Linked DNA regions of Homo sapiens: region 1 is linked to region 2. A link is a contact called in ENCODE Hi-C or POLR2A ChIA-PET data. All regions are on one chromosome and are shown on one strand. The core of a region is the stretch at or near the end of the contact, and the rest is flanking DNA. Distances in the headings are between cores, read along the strand shown.

Region 1 (5,051 bases), core at 860-3,359, 160 kb before region 2:
TTTCCTTGGCGCAGTGGGAAGGGTGGCTTCTAGAATGAAAAGGCTTACGAACTGGGTTAACTTTTTTTTTTTAAATGGGGGTCTCGCTCTGTTACCCAGGCTGGGGTGCAATGGTATGATCACAGCTCACTGCAGCCTCAACCTCCTGGGCTCAAGCGATTCTCCCACTTCAGCCTCCTGAGTAGCTGGGACTACAGATATGTGCCACCACTCCTGGCAATTATTTTTGTTATTATTTGTAGAGACTAGTTTTTACTATGTTCCCAGGCTGGTCTCAAACTCTTGGACTCAAGTGTTCCTCCCACCTTGGCCTCCCAAAGTGTTGGGATTGCAGGTGTGAGCCATCGTGCCCAGCCTGGGTTAACTTTTGAAGCAAGATTTTCTAACTTTGATTGCCTCATCTAATAAGAAACCTTTCAGGATTATAGTGAGGCTTCATGGAATAATGCATATGCAAGCAACATGTGTGCTCACAGGTTCCATACAAATATCAGGTATTGTTTGCCTTGGAAGCTATTCTTGGTGTAAGAATAAAGCAAGCTTTTTATCTACCTAGTAGAAAAAACAGCCAGACATCCTCACCACTGAGGGAAGACCAAAGAAAACCCTCCAAAGGCACAGAGATATTTGGAGATATTTGTTTCCCCAGGCTTTCTATCTTGTTGTGCACAGCCCAGCTGTTGAGGAGCTGCAGAGCAGCTGCAAGTCGGAAGGAAGTCCTTAGCTAGAACTCCAGCTCCTGTAAACACCTCTGCCTCTCAGGGATCACACAGTGGCCCTCTTTGTGCAGCCATGTGGCAACTCAGCAAACCAGAGGCTCCTTAACTTGAAACGGTCTAATTTTGATCTGCTTTCTCCATAGGAAGAATGTTATGATCAGAAATTATCTTCCTTTCCAGTGGCCCAGTGTACAGCTTTTTCTAAGAATGACCATGAAGGAGTTCAGGAAATGCCACCCAAAATATAACACTTTGGTGTGCTGATTACTTTGAACTGAGGACACTTGGGGAACAGCAGATGTAGGCAGAGGCATTCTCTGAGCTCCCCTTATCGGCCTAAAGACAGATCCTCCAAAAGGAACTTAGTTGTCACAAATATTCTCCCAGAAATCTTATCAACTGGGAAAGATTAACTCGGATCCCAAGAGGGGAGACTGGAGGTGATACCACACCCAGACAGACTGTCACCTCTTCTTCCGAGGGCTGCTGTGAAACAACTTGTATTAACTGAGAATTTCTGTGTGCATGAGAAAACCACCTTTATTCACCATTTATCTCTTCCCCTTACCTCCCATAACTCGTTGCCACCACCCCCCCGAGAAACCCTGAACTCCCATTCTTTTCTGTAGCTCAGGATCCTATGTGAGCTTTCATCATCTGACCACTTTGAGTCTCATATTTGTGGCACTCCCGTGTGTACATACATAATTAAATACAGTTTTCCTCCTGTCAACCTGTTTATATGTCAGGTTAATTTGTAGCCCAGCCATAGAACTGAGAAAGGTAGAGGGAAGTCATTTTTCATTCCCCTGCAATCACAGTTACCCCCATTTAATCGACTTCCCAAAGCAATTGCTATACAATATTCATAGAAAGTTGTTTGTGTTTAATAAATCTATGAAGGTGTAAAAATTACCTATCTCCTAAACTTTAATTTGTATTCTGGGTGAGGCTATCCATGTTTGTACCAGCAGATGAGAAGGGACTTTCAGAAGAGAAATTGAGTTAGGAGCCTGAGAGGGGTAGCAGAGCAGGAGAAGGGGCTAGGCTATGCCTGAAGCAGAAGGGGTTGTCTAATGGCTTGTTTAACGTTTTCTCTGTGAGGGCAGGAGCTGTGTGCCTGTCCTACCCATTTATTCTCAACATATTGTACTTAGTAGCAGTAGTACTCAATTAAAAATGTGTTGCATGGACTTTGTCGAGCCTGGGACCAGCAGGAATACCCCATTGGAAGGGAGCAGGGAGCCTCTGAGTAACGAGGTTGGAGAAAGCCCTCTGAAGAAGCAGGTCTGAACGCAGATATCAGAATGAGGGAAAGCTGCAAGAAGCCTGAGCTGGCAAGTGTGAATCATGAATTGCTGGCTGTTTTTAGTCTTGACTATAATATAGTCAGGAAGTAAGAAAGACCTTCATGTACTAAATGCTGAGTGTCTCGCCAACTTTAGAGGGACCTACCCGAGCATTTTATAAATATTAATAGAGTCTGACTGTAGACTGCTTGCCAATGGCCATGCCGGGTGGGAGCAATTACTGGTCCAGTCCTGATATGTGTGAACTGTTCTGCAGTTACTGGAAAACTTGCTCAGGCCTTGGAAACTTTATGCCCTGGAGATTGGGAAGAAGAGAATGCTTGACCTTATCCTCATGCAAAGGGAACATTTAGAAAGTCCTTAGGGTGCAACATAGAAACCACAGGTCACTGAGAAAGGGTGTCATGTTCGCATTCTGGGGGCCTCAGAACCAGCGCCAGTTGGAAGGGGAGCCCAGTTTTACTTGCTGCAGGGAACTATATATATATATAACTATATATATAACTATATATATATAACTATATATATAACTATATATATATAACTATATATATAACTATATATATATAACTATATATATATAACTATATATATATAACTATATATATAACTATATATATAACTATATATATAACTATATATATAACTATATATATATAACTATATATATAACTATATATATATAACTATATATATAACTATATATATATAACTATATATATAACTATATATATAACTATATATATAACTATATATATATAACTATATATATAACTATATATATAACTATATATATATAACTATATATATAACTATATATATAACTATATAAAAATATATATATAACTATATATATAAATATATATATAACTATATATATATAAATATATATACAAATATATATATATTTATATATATATATATCTGCAACTTGCTGTGAGTCAGAGCACTGCACACTGTTCAGGGTGAGGTTGCCTACTTCCTCAGTTGCATTTCAGAGGCTCTGTTAGTAAGTGCTGGTCTGGGAGCACAGAAAGGGATTGGGCCAGGCCACTCGGTGTGAGCAGAATCAGAGAGACCCTAGGCCTCTCTTTTGGGTGGGGCAGGGATGACTGAGGAATCCGAGGAAGAGGTAGCTACTCTGGGAATGTGTTGAAATGAGCTTGTCCAAGGCTTAGCACAAGGCAAGCCCACCCTGCCCTGCCACATGCTTCATCCTCCTAGTTTTCTGTACTGCTAGAGCTTCCTTATTCCTAGGGAAATCCTCTGATGGCTGTCACTAGTCTTTGCATTGGGCTCTGACACTAGTGGCACAAATTGCCCAGGGACTCTAAAAAGGGCTGGTGCCGATAGCCCCACCCATACCCGCTCAATCAAAACCCTTGAGGCTCATTGACCACTTGTTGGGGAGGTGCAGAACAAACAGGTAAACAGGGAACTGCAATTCACTGTGCAGTATGTGACCCCCAAGGATAAAAATACTAGCAGCTGCAGTTCATGGAATGCCTTGGTCCTATGCAAAACACTTGATGTGCAACGGTAAATTGAATCCCCCCAAAAAATCCTTTGGAATGTGAAGGTTGCTTATTAGGCTGATTTCAAAATTTTGCACACAGTTAAAAGCACAATTTTATTTGTGCATTTGACCCAAAACTTCCTCTGACCACAGAGGCTACAAGCCCTACCCAAGTCGTAGAACTCGGCCTTTGGGAATATTCTAAGTCTGGTAGAACTCAGTGTGGAGCACCGTGGTGCCCACGTGATGGATGCCCTGGAGTCTGGGTTGCTAGTGTTTTTTTGCAGCTTTGTCTGGTCTCGGCCTTTATGGCAGAATTACATTATTCAGCTGTAGCCTCTCCAAAAGGTTGAGTCAGCCTGGGTTTGCTGCTGGCGCCACGGAGCCCTAAGACTTTGCTGAGCCCTCACATAGCGCCGGGGAGGCACACCTACTGTCCACCTGCTCCCATGAGTCATAAAACTGCCACACTGCTACCAGGCCTGCCAGCCCTGCGTTTTCCTTCAGTTGCCACCCTGATGAGAATGAACTTAGCCATATAGGTCAGGGCACCAGGCAACACTTTTCCCCCAGCCTGCCTTCCTCTTGAAATGTGCTATTGGACAACCAGTTTGTAAAGCAAGGGCCAGGATGTTTCTGTTTCCATTGCTTTACACCAGGTGGCTAAGGAGAGAGGGCAGCAGGGCAGCCTAGAGGCCAACAGCTCAGGCTAGAGAGGAGAATCAATCCACGAACATATGATGGAGTAATAGGATTAGCAAGTGCCCAGACCATCACGATGAGACCAGGGAGAGGTCAAAGGAGGGAATAATAACGTTTTATTAATTATTTCAGACTGTAGGCTACTCATATATCCCACCTGACATTTACAGTGGATCTATCACGGAGAGTCTCCACTGAAAGTTTTCACTCTTTCATGAATAAAGACTTCCTTATGTGCCTAACACTTTCAAAACGATTCCACATCATGATAGTGTCTAAAAATAAGCACCCTTTATTCAAAGTTCTCTAGAGGAGCTCTCTTCTCATTTTCTGTTGCCAAGTCTTTGATCAGCCTAATAGTTGGGGGCAAGAGCCCAAAAGAAATGAAATCAAACCTTCTGTGAAAGTAGGTAGCAGTAATATTAAACTGACATGTAATATGCCTCCCATAGCAAATGCTCACTTTTGCCACAGGTCCCCTAAGTGCTACAAGTGTTTGCGTATTTGTTTCCTCTTAGGAAATCCTAGAAAAGTCTAGTTTTGTGTTATATGTTGGGGTGCATCGATTAAACTGCTAGTGCTGGGTTTCTGCAAACTAAAGATTTATGTAGGTGCTCAAATGGATGACAAACTTAGATACCTAGGTCACCACTCGAATTTCTAAGGGGTGTTTTAGTAACTGCCTCCAAGAAGCTGTGATGACTAGGAAAATCCATCTATTTCCCTTTAAGTAGAACATATTATTATGAATGTTTAAATAACTTAAAGATGCCTGTTACTTGTCTTTAAAAAAAATTCTCCTCA
Region 2 (4,466 bases), core at 107-2,606:
GTGTGAGCCACTATGGCCTGCCTCTAGCTTAGCTTTATACCCAACTGTGCCTGATAGCCTTTGGCCCTTTTAGTTAGGTGAGCCAATATGTTACCAGTTCATCCCCCAGAAAGTGGACTCTGAGGCACATTTTAAGGTGCAAAATATTTATTAGGGAATGATGTACAGATCAACACTTGAAGAAGGAAAGGAAGGGAGCCGAAGATGCAGAGGGAGGACTCAAGCCAAAAGCAGACAGCCTAGGCTGAACCCAGGAGAAGTCCAGGAGCTAGAGTGACCTTCTAGAGTTCCTGGAGTTGGGTGAAGATGACCAGACATTTGTACTCTGGCATTGATCATTCATTGACTGCAGGTTATCCCAGGAAGGGGTATGAACGTGGGCAACATGACTTCGCCACAGAGTAATCCTTGAAGGGGTTAGTGGTCACAGGTTGTCTGCTGTCTATGGCAGAGTCAAGTTAGAAATTCAAAGGCTTTCTCAAACCAGCCCGGGCAACATAGGGAGACCCCATCTCTACAAAAAATAGAAAAAATTAGCCAGGTGCAGTGGTGTGCACCTGTAGTCCCAGCTACTCAGGAGGCTGAGGCAGGAGGATCACTTGAGCCTGGGAGGTCGAGGCTGCAAGTGAGCTGAGATTGCGCCACTACACATGGTTACTATAGTGGCAGTAGAAGCCTTTAAATGGAGGATTTGTTCATTTCTCCACCCATCTGACCATTTATCACAAATATGTGTTGAGTGCCTTCTAGGTTCCAGGTACCCCTCCATAGCACAGGAAGAGCCTACTCATCACGCCACAACTGGAGGTTTCTTCAAGACTGGAGAAAGTATGTGATAGGGGAGGGGAATGGGTGACAGGACAGAGCAGTGAAGAAAGGGAATAAAAGTTCTTGCAAAGCAGAACCCACACCTACAAGAAAAGAAACAGCTAATGAATATCAACTATACAGAGGCACTCACTGTACATTATTTCATCTCCCCAGTGAGCCACAGATATTCCTGTCTCACTTTGCTAAAGAGGAAACTGGGCCTCAGAAAGCTGACATAACTCTGTCTCACGATCCCATAGCTCCAAGTGGTACCAGGTTCAAACTCTGCTCTCCCTGAATACAGGGCCATTTGCTCAACCTTTTGCCTGAAGACCTTGGCTCAGCCCTTGCTGGCAATTCATAAACCCACACACAGAGGGCTTCTAATGCAAGTGGGTTTTGTGGTGTCTAGGGAGATACCACTGGGGGCAGCCCAGTATTTAACAAACTGAGTCTGCACAGCCACGTGCTCCGTGCCTGCTTGCCCTGCAGGTGAGCCCAGCCTGCTCACCTGACCTGGCCTGACTCCTGATTGTGCTTTTTCCTGGTGAGTCAGCTCAGCCCTCCTGAACCCGGGCTGTACTCTGACTCCAGTGAACCTGGCCACAGCCACACTGGCTCAGCCAAGAGGGCCTATAACCCTTTCTCTGATGCCCTACCTACTCCTACATGAATGATCTCATTGAATAAAACAAGTGTAAGTGAGCTCATTTCCATGGAAATATCCAATCCTCCCATTGTCTGTGTCCTTCCATGAAAATATAAACTATCCTGCCGGTTGGTAAACTCCTTCTGGGCAGAGTCAAAATCTTATTCAACTTTGATTTCCAGTACCTAGTGCATTACCTGGCTAGAGCAAATGCTCATAGTGCATTCTATGAAAAAACGGAAACTGATCAACAGGCAAACAATAAGCAAAGCTACAGTCACTGAAAACTCAAATGACACCAACAAAAATTCCCATTTGCTCTATTATATCAGAAAGATCTAGATTTAGAATATGTTTTATCCACTTAACAAATGCATACTGAACACCTGCTAAATGCCAGGCATCGTGCTAGGTACTGGAAAGACATCATTGAACAAGAAGATACTGTTCCAAACATCATGAAGCTTAGACACTCGTAGAGGAAACCAGCATCAAGCAAATTATTGATCAAATGATGGCCACAGTGACCAGGAGAACAGAAAACAAGCATGGTGCTGTGCCTATGTGTGGTCGGTGCCGGTGTGGCCTCAGGGGCTGCAGAAGTTTTTCCAATGGAAGGGATTTTTAAGCTGAAACCTCTAAAAGATGAATAGAAATTAACCAGACAAACAGGAAACAACTACTATGACAACAGGGAGAGGCTCTGTCTGTCCATGAGTCTAAGGAACTGGAGAAGGTTTGTGCAGCAAGAGCACAGAGGACAAAGGAAGTGGGGCGGGTTGATGCTGGGTGACACAGGGTAATGCCGGGTGACACAGGGTAATGCCAGGTGACACCAGTTGATGCTGCTGCTGAGAAGCATGTGCCCAAGTTGTGCAGGACTCTATGAGCCATGACGAAGGATTTGAATTTTTTAAATAAAAGAAATTATAGGCCCAGTGCTGTGGCTCACGCCTGTAATCCCAGCACTTTGGGAGGTGGAGACGGGCAGATCACGAGGTCAGGAGTTCGAGACCAGCCTGACTAACATGATGAAACCCTGTCTCTACTAAAAATATAAAAATTAGCTGGGCACAGCAGCACGTGCCTGTAAGCCTAGCTACTCAGGAGGCTGAGGCAGAAAAATCGCTTGAACCTGGGAGGTGGAGTTTGCAGTTAGCCGAGATCACGCCACTGCACTCTAGCCTGGGTGACAGAGTGAGACTGCATCTCAAAAAAAAAACAAAAGAAAGAAAGAAAAGAAATGGTAAATCATTGATAGTGTTTAAGCAGAAGAGTGACAAAATGAGATTTGTGTTTTATTTATTTATTTATTTAATTTTATTATTATTATACTTTAAGTTTTAGGGTACATGTGCACAATGTGCAGGTTAGTTACATATGTATACATGTGCCATGCTGGTGTGCTGCACCCATTAACTCATCATTTAGCATTAGGTATATCTCCTAATGCTATCCCTTCCCCCTCCCCCACCCCACAACAGTTCCCAGAGTGTGATGTTCCCCTTCCTGTGTCCATGTGATCTCATTGTTCAATTCCCACCTATGAGTGAGAATATGCGGTGTTTGGTTTTTTGTTCTTGCGATAGTTTACTGAGAATGATGATTTCCAATTTCATCCATGTCCCTACAAAGGACATGAACTCATCATTTTTTATGGCTGCATAGTATTCCATGGTGTATATGTGCCACATTTTCTTAATCCAGTCTATCATTGTTGGACATTTGGGTTGGTTCCAAGTCTTTGCTATTGTGAATAGTGCCGCAATAAACATACGTGTGCATGTGTCTTTATAGCAGCATGATTTATAGTCCTTTGGGTATATACCCAGCAATGGGATGGCTGGGTCAAATGGTATTTTTAGTTCTAGAGAGGTGTTTGTAGTATTCTCTGATGGTAGTTTGTATTTCTGTGGGATCGGTGGTTATATCCCCTTTATCATTTTTTATTGCATCTATTTGACTCTTCTCTCTTTTCTTCTTTATTAGTCTTGCTAGCGGTCTATCAGTTTTGTTGATCCTTTTGAAAAACCAGCTCCTGGATTCATTAATTTTTTGAAGGGTTTTTTGTGTCTCTATTTCCTTCAGTTCTGCTCTGATTTTAGTTATTTCTTGCCTTCTGCTAGCTTTTGAATGTGTTTGCTCTTGCTTTTCTAGTTCTTTTAATTGTGATGTTAGGGTGTCAATTTTGGATCTTTCCTGCTTTCTCTTGTGGGCATTTAGTGCTATAAATTTCCCTCTACACACTGCTTTGAATGCATCCCAGAGATTCTGGTATGTTGTGTCTTTGTTCTCGCTGGTTTCAAAGAACATCTTTATTTCTGCCTTCATTTCGTTATGTACCCAGTAGTCATTCAGGAGCAGGTTGTTCAGTTTCCATGTAGTTGAGCGGTTTTGAGTGAGTTTCTTAATCCTGAGTTCTAGTTTGATTGCACTGTGGTCTGAGAGACAGTTTGTTATAATTTCTGATCTTTTACATTTGCTGAGGAGTGCTTTACTTCCAACTATGTGGTCAATTTTGGAATAGGTGTGGTGTGGTGCTGAAAAAAGTGTATATTCTGTTGATTTGGGGTGGAGAGTTCAAGACAGCAGTAACCTCTGCAGACTTAAATGTCCCTGTCTGACAGCTTTGAAGAGAGCAGTGGGTCTCCCAGCACGCAGCTGGAGATCTGAGAACGGGCAGACTGCCTCCTCAAGTGGGTCCCTGACCCCTGACCCCTGAGCAGCCTAACTGGGAGGCACCCCCCAGTAGGGGCAGACTGACACCTCACACGGCCGGGTACTCCTCTGAGACAAAACTTCCAGAGGAACGATCAGACAGCAGCATTCGCGGATCACGAAAATCCACGGTTCTGCAGACACTGCTGCTGATACCCAGGCAAACAGGGTCTGGAGTGGACCTCTAGCAAACTCCAACAGACCTGCAGCTGAGGGTCCTCTCTGTTAGAAGGAAAACTAACAAACAGAAAGGACATCCACACCAAAAACCCATCTGTACATCACCATC

What was found. Hi-C counts contacts between places; a loop is a spot of excess contacts on that map. ChIA-PET counts read pairs that join two places held with the same protein, here RNA polymerase II (POLR2A). Pooled maps may share reads with other maps.
Region 1: a loop to region 2 is called in a map of motor neuron, with 3 times the contacts of the local background. The contact joins two enhancer-like sites. A Hi-C loop is called at or near these places in 2 of 168 maps with a recorded cell type or tissue (heart right ventricle and motor neuron) and 2 of 50 pooled maps. POLR2A ChIA-PET finds 5 or more read pairs at or near these places in 6 of 52 experiments (GM12878, H1, PC-9 and 3 more).

Annotation. Positions count from the first base shown.
Region 1 is chr1:67,707,714-67,712,764 of GRCh38, reverse strand. The region is part of intron 2 of GNG12 (G protein subunit gamma 12); the gene reads left to right. Among named protein-coding and RNA genes, the nearest start is that of GADD45A, 25 kb to the right of the region's middle. RefSeq lists an enhancer at 3,942-4,442. Within about 2 kb of position 2,109, at least 5 of the 41 ENCODE cell types and tissues checked have a DNase peak (open chromatin) inside an H3K27ac peak, as active enhancers do.
Region 2 is chr1:67,549,366-67,553,831 of GRCh38, reverse strand. No RefSeq gene overlaps it. Among named protein-coding and RNA genes, the nearest start is that of LINC01702, 29 kb to the right of the region's middle. Within about 2 kb of position 1,356, at least 2 of the 41 ENCODE cell types and tissues checked have a DNase peak (open chromatin) inside an H3K27ac peak, as active enhancers do.